Linked DNA regions of Homo sapiens: region 1 is linked to region 2. The links are chromatin contacts, found by Hi-C in ENCODE. All regions are on one chromosome and are shown on one strand. Each heading gives the region's core, a stretch centred on a gene start or an enhancer-like site at or near the end of the contact. The rest is flanking DNA. Distances are from core to core; before and after follow the strand shown. Region 1 overlaps PRICKLE2 (prickle planar cell polarity protein 2). Region 2 overlaps LOC105377123 (a long non-coding RNA gene).

Region 1 (3,393 bases), core at 154-2,653, 280 kb before region 2:
CTATCCATCCATCCACCCATCTATTCATTCATATCCATACATACATACACATCTATCCACCTATCCACCCATCTATCGATCCATTCATATCCATACATACATCCCATAAATACATCCATATCTATCCATCCATTCACCCATCTATCCATTCATTCATACCCATAAATACAGCCATATCTATCCACCTATCCACCCATCTATCCATCCATTCATGTCCATACATACATCCATATTTATCTATCCATCCACCTATCTATCCATTCATTTATATCCGTACATACATCCATATCTACCCATCCATCCATCCACCCATCTATCCATTCATTCATATCCATAAATACATCCATATCTATCAATCCATCTACCCATCCATTCATATCCATACATACAACTATATCTATCCATCTATCCATCCATTCATATCTGTAAATACATCCACATCTATCCATCCATCCACCCATCTATCCATCCATTCATATCCATACATACATCCATACCTATCCATCCAGCCAACCAACCTACCAACCAACCAACTGCCCACCCACTCACCCACCAACATTGACTGAGCAGCTACTGTGTGTTAGGCACTGCACTAAGATGCTGGGCACACGACAGTCATTAAGACAGACAACATGCCTGCCTTCGTGGAGCTTTGAACCAAGTGAGGAAGACACTCAACAGTTAAGTAAACAAACAGATAAACCTGCCATTTACAGATTGTGATAAGTGTTATGACAGAAATAGGGAAATCAGAAAGAGAGGAACTGAGGATGGGTGAGGACGGGCCTCCCACTGAAGTGACATTTGAGTTGTGATGAGAAGACTATGAGGCAGATATGAGAAAAATCAGAGTACGAGTTTTCCCGGCAGAGAAGAAGTGAGCACACAGGTCCTGAGGTGGGGAAGAGCACTGTGTGAGTCATTCTCAGAAGGTGATATTGTGGCCTCCCTCCTCCTCCACCACTGTCTAGATTAATGACAGTGACCAAACTGGCTGGGCCACTGCCTGTCCCAAAGCCCAAGCACAGATGTGAAATTCAGGGGACGGTGCCATTTTAGTGGGTGTAGGAAACTTCGCGTCCTCCCTAACCCGTTTCTCCTTGGAATTTCTATATCCCTCTGTCTTGATACCCAGACGTCAGCATATCCTGTTATTTGCAGTCTTACTGGCTCCTTAACTCCCTGCCCCTAGCCACAATACTTTGTTTTTCCCCTTTTTTGGCAAACACTCAGTCTGAATGAGGGACCCAGGCATGAACCTTGACACTTGCCATGTCTGGGAGCAAGATTTCTATCTCTGTGAGAAAGGAAAAATGGTTTCCTAATAAACACAGAAGCTCAAGGGCGGAGACTGTGACGGGGCCAGCTGGGTATGAGGCTGGTGTGTGCTGAGTGCCAAGACCACACTGCCTGGTCCTATCCAACTCCCTCCCTTCCGGCTGGGCTCCAGCGGCTCTGGCCATCTGCACCAAGAAGTGCTTCTCTCTCCCAGGGGTTGCTGAAGTTGGTACAGGGTAATTTTCAGGGGCAGTTGTTTCCTCTTTTTAATATGCCAATTCATGCTTCAATGAAGAATTATATGCAGTGCCTTACTTTAGACTAATTTATCTTGTAACTTTTGAGCAGTGGAAATTCCTTCCCTTTTAAAAATAAGCCTCCTGGGTGACTTTGCTTGGAAACATATAATTTAAAGATCTCTTACTGTATTTTGATTTGCAGAAATGATGCCTCAGTCATTGAGGGGCAGTATCTTAGATTGGTTTTCCCCAGAATCAGACTCTTGGAAGGTATCTGAATCTTGTGGGAGAAGATCCCAAAAAGGCCTGACAGGGAACAGAAGAATGAAAGTGGGGAAGGGTAGGATGCCAATAGAGTGTAAGTTAATGAACAGGTAGCAGCTTTGAGCAACCAGAACTCATTTCAGCTGAGGACCTCTGGGAGACAGTACAGAACATTCCTCAGATACATTCCCCTTGAGAGTCAAGGAAGTAGGGGTACTTATCAACCAACTCTCAACAGCCATTGGTTGAAGACCACTCCTTGGTGCTCTTTGCCCTCTCCCACAGGCAAGACAAGCAGGCTCAACCAACAAGGTAGAGTTTCTACAGAAGCAGGAACCATGAGTCCAAAAGGCGGAACAGAGGCAATGCCGAAATACTTGTGGCAGTCAACTTCATTTATTAAACAATAATTCACTGAAAATTTACTGTGTACCATGCATTGTGGTAGGTGTTGCAAGGAGTTAAAAAAATAAAAAGGAGTTTCTATCTGACACAATGATACAGCCAGAAATAGCTAGACCATAAATTTCAAAGTGGAGAGTTCTTGTGAAAAAGATATTTAAAAGAATGTTCTTGTTCTGAAGAGAAAGATGCTGAAATGTATACAGATAAGGGATGATGTTTGCAATTTATTCTCAGATGGTTCAACAAAAATGATATGTGTATATGCCTGTGTGTGTGGAAAGAGAGAGGAACAGAGGGAGAGAATAAGCAGCACAAATGTGGCAAAATATTAACAGAAAAATCTAGAAGGGTGTTTGGGAGTTTGTTATACTATTCTTGTAACTTTGATCTAACCTTGCAATTTTACAAAATAAAAAGTTTTAAAACAAAGAAAGTGGTTGGTACTGCGACTCTTTTGTTAGGCCATCATTAATGTGTTAGCCACTGTGCTACAGAAGGTTCCTGGTTAACAACAGATCAGGGAAGGCCTGCTTGAGGAAGCTGGACCCAAAGGTTACTGAGTAGGAGAGGTTTCTAGGAAAAAAGATAATGAAAAAGTAGTCCTAACAGGTGAATAAAGTCATGGCAGGGGGAGAGAACATGCTGTCACTGAGATGTTGACAGGAGTCTAGGATGGTAACAAGATGGCAGCTGGGAAGGAGTTTTGGCTTTATTTTAAAAGCGTTCACAAGCCAGTGAGGAATCTGCCTACCAAGCACATAGAGAGCTAATTCAACTTCGTGATGAGTAGACGGAGTGAGCCCTCAAAGGAGAAGAGCTTGGCCACTGATGGTGTCTCCATGGCAACACTACTACCTGCATCCCCACATCACTGTATCCCTGTGCAAGGCTGTGGGGTATCTAGAAAAGCTCCGATTTCCTCAGCTGCCTGTCAGACCTGCTGTTCTGCAAAGAATAAACCATGGTAGATAGAGTTGGTTACTCCTTCTAGATATATTTCTCCACTTCACTTTGTCTACATGCCACCTGTGATTTTATGGCATGCACACTTTTGCTTCATTGGACATTTATCAGAGCAAGTTCTAAGAGCCCCTCCTTTCCAGATAAATCCTTTGGGGGACCAATTTCTGAGGAAATGAATGAAAACTGAATTCTAACACACCTCATCTCCAAACTTCAAGGCAAGGATCAGAAGACTCCACAAAAC
Region 2 (3,875 bases), core at 757-3,256:
AATTTCTCCAATTAAGCAAACATTTATCGAGCATCCAAAGGTTTGCATAGTCCTAGGGAGAGTCCTTTGGGATATCAAATAAAGGGATGAATGAATATGAGGTGAGGTCAGCTCTATTCTTTATCTGGTTGAGATTTTGAAGACACTAGTAATAAAAATTTGACACAATTATAATAATATCCAGGGCTGTATTCAACACTTGATATAAATTATCTCATTGAATCTTCCCAATAATTCTATGAGGTAAATACTATTATCACCCCCATTTTACAGAAGAGGAAACAAACCTAAAAAGATGAAATAGTTGTCCAAAATCTCAATTGCTCCAAAGAAGAGAAAAGAATGATTTTTAACTACACGACACTGCCTGTATTATGAAATTACAGTGCTGTCTGCACATAAAGACAGGGATAATTCAATTGGCTTTGGAAAATAGAAGGAAGTTTAGAGTTCTAAACAGTTATTGGGCTGGGCGAAGTGGCTCACGCCTGTAATCTCAACACTTTGAGAAGCCGAGGTGGGAGGACTGATTGAGGCCAGGAGTTCAAGACCAGCCTGGGCAACATAGTGAAACCCTATCTTTACAAAATTTTTTTTTTTTTAATTAGCCAGGCTTGGTGGCACATGCATGTAGTCCTAGCTACTTGTGTGGCTGAGGAGGGAGGATCCCTTGAGCCCAGGAGTGCAAGGCTGCAATAAGCTATGATTGTGCCACTGCAGTCCAGTCTGGGCAACAGAGCAAGACCCTGTCTCAAACAAAACAAAAAACAGTTAACTGAATCCAAGAACAGGTCGTAACTGGGGTTAAGAGTCCCCTGTGTAATTTAAAAAGTGACTTTGAAGCCAAGCAAGTTGTGTGACTCTAGAGGAGGAGACACTTTGTCTCCCTATTCTTCAGTTTCCTCTTCTGCAAAGTAAGGAAGCTGGCCTAGATGTACTTGAAGTTCCTTTCTTCCTCTGTAAAAGCAGCATGGCAAATGGAAAGGGCTGATATTTTCATAAGCCAGATTCAGGGAAACTCTTTCTGCCTATCTGAGCCTCCATTTTCCCATCTATGAAATGGGAATTAGGTCGGATTTGCTACTTTTTCTCTCCCTAGTGTCTAGCACAGGGAAAATAATAGGGGCTTAATAAACCTTGGTCACCCCATTAATGTCCCCACCTGATTGGAGATGGCAGCAATCCATTGCATGCACAGAAGGCAGAATTGCATGAGTAGAGGTCTGCCTCTGAGCTCTGAGCTGCTTCTGAGAGCACAGGGTGTCAACCTCCCTCCTGAGGCATCGTGGCCATTTTGGGAACAGCTGGCTCCTGGCCCAGAGAAATGGCCTGCAGTTGAGGAAGCAGAGTGTAACGTTTCACAAAGCCTCCCTTGCCACCTCTGCCCATACCCCACACCCTCTCCCTCATGCGCAGGGCAAACTCTGGCCCCAACGAATCTGGATTTCCAGCATTCACTCAGAATCCCCAACAGGCAAGTTCACGACTTTGGGGCACAGAGTTCAGAGAGAAAGAATATTAGATGTCCCCGCAGGCCTCCCCAGCAAGCCTTATTTCTTAGAATTACTTCAGGGATGCTCCCAGGAGCCTTGCCCGCCTGGCAGATATTGAATAAGGTAGAAGCCAGAGTGGATGAAAAGCAGTGTCTTGGAACGGTTGCCTGGTTACCGGTGACCTGGGTCACGTGGTCTCCTCCCTTCGGAGCGGCCCAGGGCGAGCCGGCAAGGAGCAGGAGTGCAGGGGAGGGGCATGAGTTCCCGGGGAAGGTGGGGAGGGGAGGAGAGGCGGTGAGAAGCAGCTCCTCTACACTGCGCTTTCCTTTCCCGACGGCCCGACTGCCCGCATGTCGGGCCAGGACAGGAGCACCAGGCCACCTGGGTGGGGAGCTTGGCTCTCTTGCTTCCCTGGTGGAGGACGTGGACAAGTTAACTCAGCCTATGGGCAGCTGTCTTTCCTCACCTGTAAAATGAGTCTAATAATAGTGCACACCTCACTCAGTTACGACAAGGCTGCAAACAAGAAAACAGGGAAAAGAGGCCCAGCACAGGGCCGGGAACGCACTAGACTGAACGTGAATACACCGGTGTTGTCCAGCGGTGCTGAGTGCTGGGGGCTGGTGGCCAGAGCAACAGAAGTCCTGAGTCAGGACAGCTACCTAATGTGACAGCCCAGGGCACATTGCAAACACAAGCCTTTTGTTCCACAGGCAGGAGAGAGGTACCCAAACATAAAGCCCCACCCCACTTCTGTGGCCCCTCTTGTGCTGTGTATTTGCTATTTAATGCTATGCTACCTTGGGCATGGAGCTACTGGAGAGGAGCACGGAGGCCCTCAAGGCACCCAGGAGCCTTCCCCTGCAGTGTGGCCCACCAGTGCCCATCTGCTGCCAGGTCCCCTACACTGAGGCAAGAGGACCCGGAGAAGGGAAGCCAGGCATCCTCCTTTCCCACAGGCCCTTCACCCCAATCCATGGTGGACAGGTACCCCCACATCTTGCAACCTCCATGTCAGAGGCTCTAGCATAGGGGAAAGGCTTGCCCTGCCAGTTTCCCCCCTTGAAGGCACCACGATGTCATCAACCTCTAGGGCAGGCATGGCTGCAGTCGTGTCCTACCCAAATGCTGTGGGATGTGCATGCTCAGCCTCCCGTGCCAGTGCCCTGCAGATAGCAGACTGGCAGCTGTTGGGGGGAAGAGAGAGAAGAAGGGATGTGAGGAGGAGATAGCAGGGGGTTGGGGAAGCTGGCACTGAGAACCCACCTGGTGAGGGAGGGGCCGGACTGCACTTGAACTGAGGCTGTTGGCCTGGGTGCCTGCTGTGTTATCTCACAGACTTCATTTACAAACTACACATTTACAGATAAGATATGAAGAATTTCAAGACACGACAGTAGAACATTAAATCCCTAGCACAGGCTTTTGTGTCACTGAGCTGGTTGCACACCAGCTGACCCTCTTCTGAGTTCTTGTTGTGGCTCTGTCACTAACTCTCCCTCTCTGGGCCTCGGTTTTCCTTTCTCTAAATGAGGGGGTAGGGCTAGATGGTTTCTAGACCCTCTTCCTGCTTTTATGTTTCATGATGTGTCCCACTAACATGCTGTGTGGACATGGGCAAGTCCCTTCCCTTCTCTAGGGATCAGTTTCCCTGTCTATAAATTGGGAATTTGGGAATCCTGAAGGGCCCTGCCAGGGTTACTGCTTAGAGAGATGCCTTTTCCCATCCTCTCCTGTGTTTGAGGGGACTTCTTTTCTTTTGCAGAAGGGAAGACAAAGTTGCCCAGCAGGTGCTGGGGTATGGGGCTGGATAGAACATTCCTTTTCTCCTTCTGCCCACACTGGTGAGTTTGGGGACTGTGGGGCAAGAAAGAAGGGAGGGAAAGCTCCTTAAGGAACAGAGAGGCAAAGAAGCATCATGTGAGAAGGTAAGCAAGCAGGCAGCCTTGGGAGATGCTTTCATTCAGTCATTCATTCAGCAACAGCGAAACAGCAAAAGAATGTAACACTCACCGTATTTGTGTAAGGGGCTTTAACCCATGCCCGCGTGTAGGCTAGGATAATTTTAGAGCACTGAGATAATACACAAAAACAGCAATCATGTAGTTTTAAAAGCCAACTCTGGGGTTATAGGGAAAGTATGTAAACAATCATGTTTTGTTAAAGATCCATATAGATAATACACAAAAACAGCAATTATGTAGTTTTAAAAAATAACTCTGGGGTTAAAGGGAAAGTATGTAAACAACTGTGTTTTGTTAAAGATTTACAGGAGCATTGTGACCTGACCAAGGACAAAGAAGTTCCCAAACTCCTCAGGCCCTCACTGGCACCCAGAGGTCTGCAGTCATCAGTCACATCTTGATCCCAACTCCCTCTTCT

What was found. A loop is a pair of places that touch in the nucleus more often than their neighbours do. Pooled maps may share reads with other maps.
Region 1: a loop to region 2 is called in a map of prostate gland, with 2.8 times the contacts of the local background. The contact joins two enhancer-like sites. A Hi-C loop is called at or near these places in 1 of 168 maps with a recorded cell type or tissue (prostate gland) and 1 of 50 pooled maps.

The regions. Positions count from the first base shown.
Region 1 is chr3:64,209,093-64,212,485 of GRCh38, forward strand. All of the region lies in intron 1 of PRICKLE2 (prickle planar cell polarity protein 2), which reads right to left. Among named protein-coding and RNA genes, the nearest start is that of PRICKLE2, 15 kb to the right of the region's middle. Within about 2 kb of position 1,404, at least 18 of the 41 ENCODE cell types and tissues checked have a DNase peak (open chromatin) inside an H3K27ac peak, as active enhancers do.
Region 2 is chr3:64,487,810-64,491,684 of GRCh38, forward strand. It overlaps LOC105377123 (a long non-coding RNA gene), which reads right to left. Exons shown (of 8, transcript XR_940913.3): 1 at 1,568-3,875; 2 at 1,163-1,329. Among named protein-coding and RNA genes, the nearest start is that of PRICKLE2-DT, 44 kb to the left of the region's middle. RefSeq lists enhancers at 904-1,847, 1,848-2,791. Within about 2 kb of position 2,007, at least 2 of the 41 ENCODE cell types and tissues checked have a DNase peak (open chromatin) inside an H3K27ac peak, as active enhancers do.